2 separate regions of the Homo sapiens genome follow, and region 2 is linked to region 1. Evidence: read pairs that join two places in POLR2A ChIA-PET (ENCODE). Cell type or tissue: HepG2. All regions are shown on one strand. Links, peaks and the distances in the headings refer to the core of each region. The heading gives the core; the rest is flanking DNA. Region 1 overlaps MYH7B (myosin heavy chain 7B). Region 2 overlaps TRPC4AP (transient receptor potential cation channel subfamily C member 4 associated protein).

Region 1 (8,547 bases), core at 2,035-7,034:
CCCCATGGCTTGTACTCCCACCCAGGTCACTCCACTCACCCCTGATTCCAGGGTGGCCCCACCAGGGCACCCCCATAACTCAAAGTTGCTCCGACCCCAGGGCAGCACCCTGGCCCTGGCGTGTGGCAGGTCCTACCCTGCAGGTTCTTGTTCTCCCGCTTGAGCGTCTCCAGGGCTTCAAGTGCCTCCTCGTGGCCGTGCCGCAGCCGGAAGAGCTCGGTGCCCAGGCCACGGGACTCCCTCTGTGCCGCCTCCAGCTCCCGCTGCATCTCCTCCTCCTGCCGCCGCCGTTCCTCCAGTGCCCGTTCCAAGTGCCGCTGCTTCTTGTCCAGCGCAGCAGCTGCTGAGGTCGCCCGCTCCAGCTCCAGGGTTACATCCTCTGACTCTGTCTGTAGCCGCAGCTTGGCCTTCTCCAACGATGAGCACTTGGCGTTGGCAGCCTCCACGCCCTCCTCTGCCTCCTGCAGCCGCAGTGCCAGCTTTTTTCTAGGCCATGGAACCAGACAAGGTGTGGACCATGGAAGGAGGGAGAACAGCCCCAGCAGCTCCCTTCACCCACCCTCAGCGGGGCTCAGGCACAGGCATAAAGCTCTGCATGGCAGTGGCCTGGCCAGCAAAGCACTCACTTGGCCTCCTCCAGCTCCTCGGTCCTCTGGATGGCATCTGCTTCGTACTTGCTCCTCCACTGGGCCACCTCGGCATTGGCCTTGGACAGCAGCCGCTGCAGCTCAGCCTGGGCCTCAGCCTCCTCCTCGTGTTGCTCCCGCAGGAGGTCACAGTCGTGCCGCAGAGCCTGCACGGCGTGGGCCAGGGCACTCTTGGCCTGCAGGGACACCAGTGACCTCAGCGTTAGTGCAGCCCAGTGGCTCTGGTGCCCACCTGCCCACTCCATGGTCACCGGTGCCAGCCCACCTTGCTTTCCTCCTCTAGCTGGCGCCGCAACTCTTCCAGGCTTTGGGCGGCCAGGGCCTTTCCACGGCTCAGCTGACTGATCAGACACTCCTTCTCCTCTAGCAGGCGACTCAGCTCCCCTGCAGGCAAAGAGGCGAGCGGACAGGTCAGGCTGGTGAGGGCTGCACCAAAGCCCTGCCTGGTGTGGCCAGCTGAGCCCCAGCCTCACCGCTTTCCGTCTGTAGTCGCCCACGCTGCGTGCTTGCGTCCGCCAGCTGCCGCTGCAGCTCCTCCACCTTGATCTTGGCCTCGCTTAGCTGATCCTCATAGGTCCGGCACAGCTTCTCTGCACTGGCCTAGGATCCCAGGTTGGGAGTCAGGGGTCAGGAGTTAGATGTCAGAACAAGTTTGTGCATCAGATGGCAGGATCTGGGATCAGAGACTGGTAAGCTAGATGTGGGCCCAGGAATCAAAGGGAGAGCAGAGCCCCAAGTTCAAAGTCAGGGAAAGAGATTCTACTGCTGGGCTTAACAGGTGTCAGAACTGACAGGGCTGGGCCAGTCCCAGGGCAGTGGGTCAGGGTGAGAGTTGGGATGGTAGCTGCGGAGTCACCTGGGGACAATGGTCAGAGGTCAGCTGTCAGGATTATGTGGTAGAAAGGTCAGGGGTTAAGGCTAGGGTGCTGGGGTTCAGGACAGGAAGAGAGGACAGGTATTAAGTCAGAGTTCAGGAGTCAAGGGCTAGGGTCACAACTACTGCTGGTTCAAGGGTCTGAGGCTGGAAGTAGATGCTGGATCAGAAATGACCTGGAGTCAGGGAACAGGGCTTGGGAGTCACGGCTTAAGGTCAGGACTGGTAGGAGGCTGAGAAATGAGGGTTGTGTACCAGGTGAAGAGGTCAGGGCTCAGGATAAGGTACTGGGTGGAGGCTGGTGTGGGAACAGTATTGGCTGCTGGGATCGGGATTGGTTTAAAGTCAGGGTGGGTATGGGGTGAGGAAGGCACGGACACCTTGGCGCGGGTCAGAGTCTCCACGTTGGCAGCCAGGTCGTCCACCTCCATGCGCAGCTCACTCTTCTCCTTCTCCAGCTTCTGCCGCACCCGCTGCAGGCTGTCCACCTGCTCCCCCAGCTCCGCCGCGCCCTCCGCCTGCTTGCGCCGCAGTGCCGCCACTGTGGCCTCGTGCCGCAGCGCCGCCTCCTCCAGCTCCCGCCGCAGCCTCCCCAGCTCCGCCTCCCGCTTGCGGCAGCCCTCGCGCTGCCCCGCGGATGCGCCGCCTGCCTCCTCCAGCCGCTCGCTCAGCTCCTCCAGCTCCCGCGCCGCCTCTGCACGCTGCTTCTCCACGCGGGCCCGGGCTGCCCGCTCTGCCTCCAGCTCCTCTTCCAGCTCCTCCGCCCGAGCCTGGGGTGGGCACGTGGGGCAGCTGTCACCTCTGTGGGCCTCTGACCCCAGGCCTCACCCACCCGATCCCCACGCACCTGCAGCTCCTTGATCTTCTTCTGCATCTGGGCCCCCAAGAGCTGCTCGTCTTCCACCCGCAGGCTCAGCTGGCTCAGCTCGGAGTCCTTCCTGGGAGCCACAGAGTGGGTGGCCAGCACAGGCCTTAACTCCCACCCACCCGCCTGGGACCCCATAACGCCCCCCAGTCCCCTTCAGGCCCTGAGGGACCTCACCCCATGCACCTGCTGCACTGGGCCCTGAGGCCTCAGCCCTGGACCCTGGCTAGGGCCCTCAGTACAGGGAGGGCAAGACACTACCCCTGCACCCCAGTGCCCCATCTGTCAACCCCCACCCTTAACCTCTGCAATGCCGCAGGAACCACAAGAATCCAGAAGGGAACAAGGGCCAGGTGCAGGCTCAGAAGGCCCCCACCTGCTGCCCCACCACACCTACTTCTTGAGCTTCTCCTCCAGCTGCTGCTTGTCTTGAGCAGCATCAGCCACCGACTCCTGCGTCAGCTTCAGGTCACCCTCCAGCTTGCGCTTGGCCCGCTCCGTGTCCATGCGCAGCTTCTTCTCCTGCTCCAGGGAGCATTCCAGCTGCAGAGCAGGCACAGCAGGGGTCAGCCATGGCCCAAGCCAGCCGGCACCCCGGCCCCGCCACCCAGTCTCGGGGTGGCCCTGACTCACGTCCTCCACCTGTTGCTCCAGCCGGAGCTTGGCCTTGGTCAGCGCGCTCACACGGTCCTCCTCGGCCTGCAGGTCACCCAGGGCCTGTTGGTGGGCCTCCTGCAACGCCTTCTTCTCCTTGGTCAGCCGGGCCACTGACTCGTCCAGCGCAGCCATCTCTTCCGTCAGGTTCTTCACCTGTGCCAGGGCCAGGGCCAGAATGGGGACGCCCTTCCCCGCACTCTGAGCGGCCACCACACCACACCAGGTCAGAGCAAGTGCCCCTTCCAGCTATGGGACTCAGGCAAGTCACTTGACTCCGAGCCTCCACCGCTTCTGCCTGAGGGAAGGACCCTCCTCATGGGGTTGTAATGAGGATTCACGAGTGGATGCACCCGCAGTGCTCAGCACCACACCTGGCCTGGTGAGAAATCCACAGATGCCAGCCATGTGCAGTATTAGCATGTGCTCAGGGCAGCTGCCTCCTAGTCCCGGCTTCCTCAGTGAGCACCTGTGAGAACCTAAGCTGCCTACCCCTGCCTCACTTTCCCTCCTGTGTAATGGAGTCCCTCCTCCAGCACTGGGAACCACAGGGGCCATCACGAGGGCTCAAGGGCAGAAGTCACCTGCGGGATGCCGAGCTGGGGACATGGAGTTCCTGCCCTCAAGGGGCTTGCACTCCGGGATGGATGAGGATTGCCAGCATGTGCTAAACACCTACCGTGTGCAAGGCCTAGGAGCGTGTGCTCAGTAAAGGCCAATTACACACATCACCACCTACCCTAATGGGGTAAGTGCTGCTAACCCCACTTGACAGATAAAGAAACTGAGGCCCAGGAAAGGCAGTGACATGCCCAGGGCCAGAAAGCAGAGGCTTAGCAGAGCCGGGGTGGGACCTGCAGCCACCTGGCCCCAAAGCTGGCCCCTGGCTCAGGGCCCTTCCCCACAGCTGGCCCGGCCCACACCTTGTTCTCAGTGGCTTGCTTCTCCTTCTCAGCTTTGGCCAGTGTCAGCTCCAGGTCATCAATGTCCTTCTTGAGCTCCGTGCACTCGTCCTCCAGCTTGCGCCGGCGGGCGGCCAGGTCAGCGTTCACCTCCTCCTCATCCTCCAGCCGCTCACTCAGCTCCTTCACCTTCCCCTCCAGCTGCACCTTGGACTTGATCAGCAAGTGGCAGCGCTCCTCGGCATCTGCCAGGTTGTCCTGCTCCTGGAGGGCACACGGAACGGGGCCAGGTTGGGGGAGGGCCAGGTAAACCAGCAGAGAGACACCAGGCCAGGCCCTGGAGAGGAAACTGCCTCTGTAGCAAAGTTTGGCTGTGCTCTGAGAACTCAGGAATGTCTTGACTCGCTCTTGGGCATGGAAGGGCAATAGCGCAGAGGGACACACCAGAGCATTAAGAGGGGAAAGTTAGAAGTGCGGGGCGGCCCAGAGTGAGGCCCAAACAAGGGTTCTGAGAGGGAAGCCCGCTGCTCACTGCCCCGCTGTTGGGCTGAGGCCTTCCGAGGGGCAGGGTGAGCAGCAGCAGCCTCTGCACAGCCACGGACGGGCTCCTGGAGGCAGTCCCTGGAAGGGCTCAGGTATCCTTACCCCCCATTTCCTTACTGTCCAGCTGCGTCACAGTCTCCTGCACTAGCAGGTGAGTTTTGTGACCACAGGGCCATCTCTGTCTTCCCACCAACGTTCCTCCTGCACTAGCCTGAGCCTGGCACACAATTGATACACAAAGCCATGTGCCGAAGGCAGGAAAGCTTGCTCTGTGGACCTGGGGAGATTCCAGACCTTTGATCTGTGCTCTCTGGCTATCACCCTGTTACCTGCCACCTGGGTTCCCATGGCCCTTAACCAGAGAAGAGAGCATGGGTCTGTTTGGTTTCAGGGATTGCAGGGAGGGGAGAGCTGGGGAGCTGGGGTTCCTCTGCTTTAGCGGGAGGCCAAGGTGGCACGAGGGGAGAGTGCCAGGAAACGTGCCAGACGAGGCCTTGGGGTGGTGAGGCTGGGACATGGAGGCCTCATCTCATGGCATCTTTGGAACAGAGAGACATAAGGCCTGAGCCCCATGGGTCTCGCTGTACTATCCCTCAGAGCAGCCAGGGGTACTCGGGGCTGGGGACGCCCGGTCACAAGGGGAACCCTGACTCACAGCCTGCAGCTGCAGGGCCAGGTCATTCTTCTCCTGGGTGATGCTGACGTGCGTCTCCTCCAGTTCCTGGCGCTTGGCCTCGGCCGCAGCCAGCGCCCCTCGCAACCCCCGCAGCTCTGCCCGCAGGGCCGCCAGCTCCTCCTCAGCCTGCGCCGAGCGCAGCAGCGGCTTCATCTTGAAAAAGAGCTTCATCCATGACCAGTTCTTGACGGCATTGAAGGCACGGATGTTCCACTGGATGGTGAACAGCGCATCCCTAGGGAGGGGCAGCCAAGCTGTGAAGGTGGCTCAGTGCTGCCCGTCACAAATGGTGACACTCAGCACAGTTCACTTGTTTTGCCTTCCCAGCAGCCTCATGGAGTAGCTCCTAATAGCTCTGCTTTATAGGTGAGGGTGAGGGGAGGCCCACAGTCCCACAGGCCTGCCTCCAGTGAAGGGGCTCATGAGCCCCCCATGTCCTGGTGGCCTCTGCAATTCCCGGAAGACACCAGGGCTGTTAAGCCACGGGGCTCTGGAGTCAGCGGCCTGGGCTGACGTGCCAGCTAGCTCTGGATCTCTGACACGGGCACCCTTCTGCTGAGTGGAGGCCATCACAGCGCCTGTTTCTCAGGACCGTCAGCGCTTTAACCAGGATAATGCAGAGAAAGTATCTTGCCTGGGGCCCGGCCCGCAAGAGTCTTGGAAGACACTGGGTGCCATCGCTACCCCTCCGGGCCACACGCTGATGTCCTGAAATGGAGAGGCAAGTGCCGTACCCCGTTTTTTGAGGTGGGGAAATGGAGGCTGGGGGACACAGAACAGAACCTTGCCCCAACCAGCCACAGGGGCTGATCTGACTACAGGGCAGCATGTTAGGGTTGGGAGAGCCAGTGGGTCTGGGAGCTGAGAGGCAGGGGACACACCCTGTCCCCAGCCTCCTTCCCACACCCACCTGCCTCCCAGCAGGCGCTGGTACTCAAGGCGCATGAGGCGGCCACGGCTCCGCGCCTGCAGCAGCGTCAGCACCTTGGCCAGGCGCTGGTCACGGAGCTCTTCCAGGACGCCTAGAAGCCCAGCCTTGAAGAACACCTGGGGGCGGAGAGGTAGACAGCCAGGGTAACCCCCAACCATCCGCATGAACCCTGCCCAGTGTGACCGCCACAGCCATGGCCAGCCCTGATCCCACAGTGCCCCGACCTTGGTGTGGCCAAACTGGTACTGGGTGTGATCCAAGTCCAGCGAGCCCAGCAGTTTCTCTGTGGCCTTCCTGCTGTCCATGAAGGTGTCATCCGGGATGGCACTGGGGTTCAGGATACGGTACCTGGGAAAGGAGGGCAGAGCTGGTCAGGAGAGGGCTGGGTATGGGGCACAGGCCACTGAGAATGGGGAAGTCAGGGACTGAGGAGGCTCGTGTGGGTAGCAGGGGACTCGTTCCTGGGCCTCTCCGAGGCTGGTGCAGAGGTTCCAGCAGGGCACATGCCAAACAAGGGGGCCAGGGATGCGTCACCACACTGGGACACTAGGGACACTCCACTTAAAATCCCTGGGGGGTTGGCTGGGTGCGGTGGCTCACGCCCATAATCACAACACTTTGGGAAGCCAAGGCGGGTGGATTGCTTGAGCCCAGGAGTTCAAGACCAGCGTGGGCAACATGGTGAAACCCTATCTCTACTAAAAACACAAAAATTAGTGGGGCATGGTGGCGGGCGCCTGTAATCCCAGCTACTCGGGAGGCTGAGGCAGAAGAATTGCAGAATCGCTTGAACCTCAGAAGGCAGAGGTTGCAGTGAGCCAAGATCCTGCCACTGCACTCCAGCCTGGGTGACAGAGCAAGACTCCGTCTCAAAAAAAAAAAAAAAAACACAACCTTGGGGGGATTTTAAATGCATTCATTAAGTTTTTAAAGAGGCTTTTTACAGAAGGCATGCACTATTTTTAAAATTTTTTTAAAGGCAAAAAATATTAGTAGAAGGTGACATGCTGTACCCTATCACTGAAGAAACATTTGGGGGAAAATTCTTTTTTTTTTTTTTTTTTGAGACGGAGTCTCGCTCTGTCGCCCAGGCTGGAGTGCAGTGGCACGATCTCTGCTCACTGCAAGCTCTGCCTCCCGGGTTCAGGCCATTCTCCTGCCTCAGCCTCCCGAGTAGCTGGGACTACAGGCTCCCGCCACCACGCCCGGCTAATTTTTTTATATTTTTAGTAGAGATGGGGTTTCACCGTGTTAGCCAGGATGGTCTCGATCTCCTGACCTCGTGATCCGCCTGCCTCGGCCTCCCAAAGTGCTGGGATTACAGGCGTTAGCCACCGCGCCCAGCCCATTTGGGGGGAAATTCTAATGCAAAAGAGCCAGGGCTCCCAGCCTGCCCACTTCTAAGTGGACACATGCACAGGGCTGTGTGGGTCAGGTGGGCTACAGCCACGCTGTGAAGGCCCCTCATGAGGGGGACTCATTAAACAAAGCATGCAGTCCACCAGACTGTGAGATGTTTCACAGCCAAGAAAAACGGATGACGATGGCAGGCATACGCCTGGGGATAAGGAACGATCTCCAGGCCAGACTGTTAGAAAAAACAAGGTCACAGCACCATGCGTGTGTGTGCGTGTATGGTATCTGTGTGAACCTCTGTTTACAAAGGATAGTGTGGATGACACCATGACTTCTGGAGGGAGAAGGAACGATGGATGCTTGTTGCCCATTGAGGGAACGGGGAGGAGCTGGCAGCACTGCCCAGGTGCTTGCTATGTGCCAGGTGTCTCATGAAGCCTCGTCCACATGATTCTCGTTCAACTCCCAAATCTGCATCCTTTCTGCCCGCTGCCCTGAGCTCCAGATTGATAATCCCAATCTCCCCCATGACTTTTCTAGGATGTCTGCTGGAGGCATTTCAAACCTGATACACGCAAAACAGAGCTCAAACCAGTATCCCTTCACCTCTCCTCCAAATCAAAAAACCCTGTTTTTGTAGCTCAGTAAATCTACCACTGGTAGCTCCCAGGTTGCTCACTCCCAAAACTAGAAATCATTCGTCTTTTCTGCATCCAGAATTCCATGTCCAGCTTATCAGCGAGGCCTGTAGGCTCCACCTCCACTATTTGCCCCAAGCCTATTCACTTCTCCCCAAGTCCCCGGCCAGGTCTGAGCCACCCCCATGTCTTGCTGGGATACCTGGCCAGGCCCCTCACAGTCCCTGCTTCCCCCTCCAGACAGGGGACCGTCTGTTGGGCTCTGATATGTGTGTCCTGCCCAGCCCCTCAGGCCTCCACCTGGAGCAGCAGGCAGGGGGAAGGGGTCACCCACCGCTGCCGGAAGTCGGTGTAGAGCAACCTGTTGGGGAACCCTTGGCGGCAGATCCGGATCCCCTCCAGGACCCCATTGCAGCGCAGCTGGTGTAGCACCAAGAAGGCATCCATGACCCCTGGACGTG
Region 2 (8,547 bases), core at 1,614-6,613, 92 kb before region 1:
AAAAAAAAAAAAAATCCTAGAAATACTTGCTCTTTCCTTCTTAAGCTAAGATACCTTACCGAGCTGGGTGTGTAGAGACAGGCAGAAAGAGGACTAACTTTTAGTGAGCACATAACCTTTAGAAAAAGTACGGTACAAGGCATATGTTATCTTTAATCCTCAAGCTTTTGAGTTATGCTTCAAGACTCATTTCTTAATATGGATGAGGAAACTGAGGCTCAGAGAGGTTAGATGATATGTTCCTAAACACCCATCCTGATAATCAGTGTTCTGAGAATAATAGGGAGCCACAGAAGTTCTTTAGCATGATAAATGAGGCAATTTAGGCAACTTAATTTGTTTCCAGTGCTGAATGACTTAGAATGGGAGGAGCCTAGAAAAGCCCACCAGAGGCTGGGCACAGTGGCTCATTCCTGTAATCCCAGTGCTTTGGGAGGTCGAGGCGGGTGGATCATCTGAGGTCAGGAGTTTGAGACCAGCCTGGCCAACATGGCGAAGCCCCGTCTCTACTAAAAATACAAAAATTAGCCGGGCGTGGTGGTAAGCACCTGTAATCCCAGCTACTCTGGAGGCTGAGGCAGGAGAATTGCTTGAACCTGGGAGGTGGAGGTTGTGAGCTGAGATCACGCCACTGCACTCCAGCCTGGGTGACATAGTGAGACTTCATCTCAAAAAAAAAAAAAAAAAGCTCACCAGATACAAGGCTGCTGGAATATTCTGGAGCCACAAAAGCAAGGCAGGTTATTGTGGTAACTGATGGTTGTATATAGGTGTGGGAGCTATTTCAGAAGTTGAAGTAGAGACCCCCTGCCTGGAGCTATAGTGAGGATAAAATGGGGACCTTCATCTTTCAAATATTTCTTTTCTTAGTTTTTTTTTTTTTTAATTTATTCCATGCTGTGCCCTTCCGCTCCTCTCTCCCATCCTGCAGAATAAGTTATTTGCTTACCCTTTTTTTTTTTTGAGACAGAATCTTGCTCTGTCACCCAGGCTGGAGTGCAGTGGCAAGCTCAACTTCCTGGGCTCAAGTGATCCTCCCACCTTAGCCTCCCTAGTAGCTGGGACTACAGGCGTGTGCCACCACACCCCATTAATTTTTGTATCTTTGGTAGAGACAGGGTTTTGCTCTGTTGCCCAGATTACCCATATTTTTATACTGTTATGGCATGTGGTATAGTAGGAAAAGACCAGATTTAAACATTTTTTATTTTTTATTTTTTAGACGGAGTCTCGCTCTGTTGCCCAGACTGGAGTGCAGTGGCGCAATCTCGGTTCACTGCATCCTCCGTCTCCCGGATTCAAGCAATTCTGCCTCAGCCTCCTGAGTAGCTGGGATTACAGTCGTGTGCCACCACACCTGGCTACTTTTTGTATTTTTAGTAGAGATGGGGTTTCACCATGTCGGTCAGGCTGGTCTCCAACTCCTGACGTCATGATCCCCCTGCCTTGTCCTCCCAAAGTGCTGGGATTACAGGTGTGAGCCACTGCGCCTAGCCAAAATTTTTTCATTGTAGTAAACAAATATATAATATAGGCCAGGTACATTGGCTCATGTGTGTAATCCCAGCACTTTGGGAGACCAAGATGGGATGATCACCTGAGCCAGTTTGAGTCAAGCCTGGGCAGTGTGGTGGAGCCCCAGCTCTACTACAAAAAAAAAAAAAAAAAACATTAACCAGGTGTGGAAATGCATGCCTGTAGTCCCAGCTGCTCAGGAACCCGAGGTGGGAAGATCGCTTGAGCCTGGCAAGTCAAGGCTGCAGTGAGCCATGATCACACCATTACACTGCAGCCTGGGCAACAGAATGAGACCCTGCCTCAAACTATATACATATATAAATATATATATGTAAACATAAAATTTACCATCTTAACCATTTATAAGTGTATAGGTCAGGCCCAGTGTGGTGGCTTACACCTGTAATCCCAACACTTTGGGAAGCTGAGGTGAGCGGATTGTTTGAGCCCAGGAGTTTGAGACCAGCCTGGGCAACATGGTGAAACCCTGTATCTTAAAAAAAAAAGGTGTATAGTTAAGTAATGTGAAGTATATTCCCATTGTTGTGAAACAGATTTCCAGAACTTTTTCATCTTGCAAATCTGAAACTACCATTGAACAACTTCCCATTTCTCCCTCCCAGTCCTTGGTAACCATTCTTCTCCTTTCTGTTTTTGTGAGTTTGACTACTTTAGATAACCCCAGTATAGTAATACAGTATTTGTCTTTTTGTGACTGGCTTATTTTACTTAACATAATGTCCTCAAGGATCATCTGTGGTATAGCATGTGATGGAATTTCCTTGGAAAAAAAAATCAGATTTTAAAGTAAGGTGGACCTGAATTGAATCCTAGCAGGGTGACCAAGATTAAGTTATTTAACCTCTCTTAACTTCAGTTTCCTTATTTCTAAAGAGGTGATGATAACATCTATCCCATAAAGTTGTTAGGAGGATTAAGTGAAATAATATGTTTTAAAAGCGTAGCCAGTGTGGCATATAGGAATAGTTGTTTAGTAAATAGTTGCTCTCAGCTAGTAGTTAATTAGACTGGGCTTCCTGAAGAGACTGTGTCTTATTTTTCATTGTATCTGCAGAGCCTGAAACCTTGCCAGCCATTTGATATTCAGGAAATTGCTTAAATTGAAATACTGTGTCCTCAGTCTAATTTCTGTCTGTACTTGCCAAGCAATCTCATGGCTTTAAAGAGTTCCAGAGTCAGATTACCTAGGTTTGAAACCTAGCTCTGGTATTTACTTACTATGTGTCTTTAGGCAAGTTATTTAATCTGTTTATGCCTCAGTTTATTTATTTGTAAAGTAAGTATCATAGGACCTGACCTTCCAAGGTTGTGGTGAGGACCAAGTGAGTTGTACATATAAAGCACTTAAAATAGTGACTGAAACATACTTTCTCAGCTATAAGTACATAGCTTACTGCTATAAAGATTAGCTTGTATTGTTATTAATAACTGCTCTATACGCTGACGGATCCTAAGTTTCTGTTTCCATTCGTGTTTCTCCTTTTAGCTCTGGATGGGTAGGTATATCCAATTGCCTTCTAGCATTTCCACTTTGATGTCTAATGGGCATCTCAAACTTAGTATGTCGAAAGCCAAAATCCTCTCCCTTTTCCATCAGACCTGATCTTCTCCATCTCCCTAAATGGGGCATAAGGGAAGCCTGAGTCATGACTACTGGCCACATAATTTGTAATGGGTCAATTCTACTTGGATTTTAGTTTGCTTTATTTTCTTCCCTTCGTTTTGTTCTGCCCTCTGTCAAGGCAATAAAATATGCTGGGGTGATACTTTGGAGTTTACTGAGCCTTTTCATATTCATCAGCACATTTGATGCTTAATGCAAATCAGATCTTATAAATCCTTTGCTTAAAACTCTCCAGCCTCATCTCATTGCAGTTGATAGAATCAATTCTGGATTCCTTACCATGGGCGTACAAGGCCCCAAATGATCAGTACGAGTTGAAGGAAAGGATAGACTGAGTAAACGCTGGGCTCTAGGATAGTGCAGCTCACATTACAGGTCATGACCCGCCATCCCTGGATGCCCTTCAGTTTGGCAATCTGGTGACAGACTGGGTTGTGGGATGCTGTTATATTTCCCACATGGCAGTCGTTGCTTCCTTTATGATTATTGGCATATCTAAATGCCCCTGAGTGTTCCTTACTTTATATTTTTTCTTTAGATTCACTGACTTTTTTTTTTTTTTTGAGATGGAGTCTCGCTCTGTTGCCCAGGCTGGAGGGCAATGGTGCAATCTCAGCTCACTGCAAGCTCCGCCTCCCAGGTTCATGCCATTCTCCTGCCTCAGCCTCCCGAGTAGCTGGGACTACAGGTGCCCGCCACCACGCCTGGCTAATTTTTTTTTTTTTTTTGTATTTTTAGTAGAGACGGGGTTTCACCGTGTTAGCCAGGATGGTCTCGATCTCCTGACCTCATGATCCGCCCACCTCGGCCTCCCAAGGTGCTGGGATTACAGGTGTGAGCCACTGCGCCTGGCTGACTTCTTTTTTTTGTGAGATGGAGTCTCGTGCTGTTGCCCAGGCTGGAGTGCAGTGCACAGTCTCGGCTCACTGCAACCTCCGCTTCCCGGGTTCAAGCGATTCCCCTGCCTCAGCCTCCTGAGTAGCTGGGACTATAGGCATGTGCCACCATGCCCGGCTACTTTTTGTATTTTTAGTAAAGACAGGGTTTCACCATGCTGGCTAGGCTGGTCTCAAACTCTTGATCTCTTGATCCACCCACCTCAGCCTCCCAAAGTGCTGGGATTACAGATGTGAGTCGCCGTGCCCAGCCAGATTCACTAACTTTTAAAAAAAATTTCATTAGGCACTACTTGTTTTAGCCTCATTCTAACCATTAGTATTTATGAAACCTAGGCATTTAAGTCAAACAAATCTTACCTGGCTTTTCAAAGGTAATTTGATACTGAAAAACTCCTGATTAGGATAAAGTCTTATTCATATATATATACACACACACACACACACACACACACACACACACACACACACACACACACATATATACACACACACACATATATATACACATATATATATACACACACATACACACACACACACACACACACACACACACACACACACACACACATATGCCATTCATTTCAATGGGAAGTTTTCGTATTCACAAGCCCTTAAATTTGCTCCTAATTTTACTGAATCATACCCCATTAAAGGACACAAAAGTATTCAGTGGTTAACATGTATTGTCAGAATAACCCAACAAGGTATTTTATCTTTATTATCCTTTAAGATATCTATTTAGGCTGGGTGCGGTGGCTCACACCTGTAATTCTAGCACTTTGGGAGGCCGAGCTAGACGGATTCTTTAAGCTCAGGAGTTCAAGACCAACCTGGGCAAGATGGGTGAAACTCCATCTTTACTAAAAATACAAAAAATTATCCGGGCGTGGTGGTGCGTGCCTGTAATCCCAGCTACTTGGTGGCAGTGGTGGTGGTGTGGGGGGCTGGGAGGGGGAAGGGGGCAGGGCTGAGGTGGGAGGATCACTTGAGCCCAGGAGACGGAGGTTGCAGTGAGATTGCGCGAGACCCTTGCATTTAGTGTGGTATTTTGAGGCATTAGATGTCTTACATTTAGGATTAAAGAAACAAATAAGATGCACAGTTATCTTCATGGAATTTAGCCTTTAGTTATTTTTAAAAACAATAAAATCAGTGGAAACTGTAAATGTCTAGAAATGTCATATTTGCTAAACAGGTTGACAGTTTAGAGGGTATGATGTAAGAGATTATCACTGCTGTAAACTGTTAAACCACAAGTACTTCAAGAGAAAACCCATGTGATACCTGCCAGTAATTCAACTGGGAAGATGACTGAATGGTGGCACTTTTGTCACAGTGCTGAGCTGTTCACAAGGAAAACAAAATTCTAATGATTTTTTTTTTTTTTTTTAGACAGGGTCTTGCTCTGTTGCCCAGGCTGGAGTGTAGTGGTGAAAAAAAACTACTGAAACCTCCGCCTCCTGGGCTCAAGCAATCCTCCCACCTCAGCCTCCCGAGTATCTGGGACTATAGGCGCATGCCACCATACGCAGCTCATTTTTGTATTTTTTTGTAGAGATAAGGTTCTGCCATGTTGCCCAGGCTGGTCTTAAACTCCTGGGATCAAGCAATGGGCCTACCTTGGCCTCCCAAGTGCTAGGATATGAGTGTAAGCCGCTGTGCCCAGCCCCAAATTATTATTTTTAAATGAGAGTACATGCCTTGTAAGACAATGTATAAATAGTAAAGAAATTGCTTGTGAAGTCAAATATTTGGACTGTGATTAGATCTCTGCGTATCATGGAGCTTGTAACAAAAAAACAGCAGTGCCCTGCCTGCTTTGCACCTCTAAGTTCCATACTCCTAATGCTGTTCAGTGTCCATACTTAGCTATTTCTTTTGCAAGAGAAGGATCCAGGAAACAGGAGAGCCAGTATTTCTAAATAACATGGTTATAAAGCTGTTTCTTTTCACTTTTAGATACTATCTATTTTCTTCGCTCTTGAAAGACTAGGATTTAATTCACACATTCGATTCCTTCTTACTCGTCTCCACTAGTCTACCAATGTAGTTATATCACAGCTTTGGCTGTTGTTAAGTATTTACATTATGATGTTAGCATTATTATTTACAGCAGGGCCATATATTGTACAATTATATTTGTTTTATATAATTTTTTTGTAGTGTTAAAAACAGTCCTCTTCCATTTTTTAAATTGAAGGATAAATATACATATACCCTGTATATATATACATATACATATATATGCATATAAACATATATACATATACACATATATGCATATAAACATATATACATATACACATATATGCATATAAACATATATACATATACACATATATGCATATAAACATACATACATATACACATATATGCATATAAACATATATACATATACACATATATGCATATAAACATATATACATATACACATATATGCATATAAACATATATACATATACATATATACATATATACACATATATACGTATATACATATATAGATATATACATATATACACATATATACATATATACACACATATATACATATACCCTTTTGACTTTCATTAGCATAATAGTGCATCCTTTAATTTATTTTACTGTTTTTAAATTTGTATTAATGGGGTACAAGTGAAATTTTGCTACATTGGTGTATCGCATGGTGGTGAAGTCAGGTATAATGCATCCTTTTAAATTGTTTTGCCTTGTGTATACCTTTTTTTTTTTTGGGACGGAGTCTCGCACTGTTGCCCGGCTGGAGTGGAATGGCGCAATCTCGGCTCCCTGCAACCTATGCCCCCCGAGTAGCTGGGATTACAGGTGCCCGCCACCAAGTCTGGCTAATTTTTTTGTATTTTTAGTAGAGATGGGGTTTCACTATGTTGGCCAGGCTGGTCTCGAACTCCTGACCTCAGGTAATCCACCCACCTCGGCCTCCCAAAGTGCTGGGATTACAGGTGTGAGCCACCGCGCCCGGCCTGCTTTCTGTATACTTATAATTTGTTCCTAAATTCTAAAACTTTTTTTTTTTTTTAAAGAAATCATTTGAAGCCCTTCATTCCCCTACTGCAGTTTAGCAGTTTAGCAGTTTAGTTTAGCTGCTTACTAGGTCTGCTATACAGCTGAGTTCTTGGGACTTCTCTTCACCAAATCCAGAGCATTTTTCTTTCTTTTCTCATGTTTTAGACCTTGTTTCCTCAATTGTCTTCCTTTTTCCTGGGGCACACTCTCTGGTAGCCTCCCAAGAAAGAGTACATGGGAGGTAACTTTTTTTTTTTTTTTAAAGCTTGCAGATCAGAAAATGTCTTATTCTGACACATATATTTAGTTTGACTGGGTATAGAAGTATAAATTGGAAGTTATTTTCCTGTAATTTTTTTTTTTTTTGAGATGGAGTCTCGCTCTGTCTCCCAGATTGTAGTGCAGTGGCACCATCTCAGCTTTCTGCAACCTCCGCCTCCCAGGTTCAAGCGATTCTCCTGCCTCAGCCTCCCCTAGTAGCTGGGATTACAGGCGCCCACCATCACGCCCAGCTAATTTTTTTTTTTTTGGTATTTTTAGTAGAGATGGGGTTTCACCATGTTGGTCAGGCTAGACTCAAACTCTTGATCTCAGGTGATCTGCCCACCTTAGCCTCCCAAAGTGCTGGGATTACAAGTGTGAACCACTGTGCCCAGCCAAGAGTGTGTTACAGTTTTCTATGTAGCCGTCTTGCATAACTTTGTTAGATTTATTCCTTAGCGTTTTTAAAAGTGGTATTGTAAGTAGTGTTTTTAAAACTGCATTTAAAAATTGTAGCTGTAATATAAAAATAAGATAGATTTTTATATTATTCATGTATATTGCTGTAATAGTTGATAATTTACATTTAGGTTCTTTTGGATTGTATACTGTACAGTCATCTGTGAATATTATATCATCTGCAAATGAATCTTTTATCTTACCCTTACCAATCTTATGTCTTCTATATATCTTGCCTTACTCTGCTGCCTGAGACCTCCAGTATGATGAATAGAAGTAGCATGTTCCTGATCTAAGAGGGAAAAAACCTTAAACATTTTGCCATTAAGTATGATGTTTGCAGTGGGTTTTCTGTGGATACCTGTTACTAGAAATTCATTTTTTTATTTGAGTTTATCATGAATGGATGTTAAATTTTATCAAATGCTTTTTCTGTATCAATTGAGGTATTCATATCATTATTCTCCTTTATGTTATCAAATAATTATTCTCCTTTATGTTATCAATGTGGTGAATTGCATTGAATAAAATTTTCAAATATTAAACCAACTTTTAATTTCTGATACAAATTTTAAATTTAATTCAATTTTTGAATTGTGGTTTTTCCCTTACATCGTCGTTAGTGAAACTGGCCTGCAGTTTTCCTTTTGACAGGTTTTGGTATCAGGGTTATAATGGTCAGTAAGCATGGCTTTAGTTGTACCTCATCAGTTTGGATGTGTAGTATTTTCATTATCT

What was found. ChIA-PET counts read pairs that join two places held together with the same protein. Peaks named below come from ENCODE experiments on the same cell type or tissue, not always from the same donor. Only the 100,000 strongest peaks of a DNase experiment are listed, where the experiment ranks them.
Region 2: POLR2A ChIA-PET joins it to region 1 with 6 read pairs; 6 of 35 experiments call an interaction of 5 or more read pairs at or near these places.

Annotation. Positions count from the first base shown.
Region 1 is chr20:34,990,995-34,999,541 of GRCh38, reverse strand. It overlaps MYH7B (myosin heavy chain 7B), which reads right to left. Exons shown (of 45, transcript NM_020884.7): 24 at 8,421-8,538; 25 at 6,317-6,440; 26 at 6,072-6,208; 27 at 5,141-5,396; 28 at 3,964-4,206; 29 at 3,020-3,196; 30 at 2,784-2,929; 31 at 2,369-2,459; 32 at 1,902-2,291; 33 at 1,121-1,247; 34 at 913-1,031; 35 at 627-823; 36 at 137-486. Among named protein-coding and RNA genes, the nearest start is that of MIR499B, 4.8 kb to the right of the region's middle. RefSeq lists an enhancer at 281-780. In HepG2, for the core only: no CTCF peak of the experiment used is centred there; a DNase peak (open chromatin) is centred at 4,781.
Region 2 is chr20:35,082,518-35,091,064 of GRCh38, reverse strand. All of the region lies in intron 1 of TRPC4AP (transient receptor potential cation channel subfamily C member 4 associated protein), which reads left to right. Among named protein-coding and RNA genes, the nearest start is that of TRPC4AP, 6.0 kb to the left of the region's middle. RefSeq lists an enhancer at 13-572. In HepG2, for the core only: no CTCF peak of the experiment used is centred there; no DNase peak of the experiment used is centred there.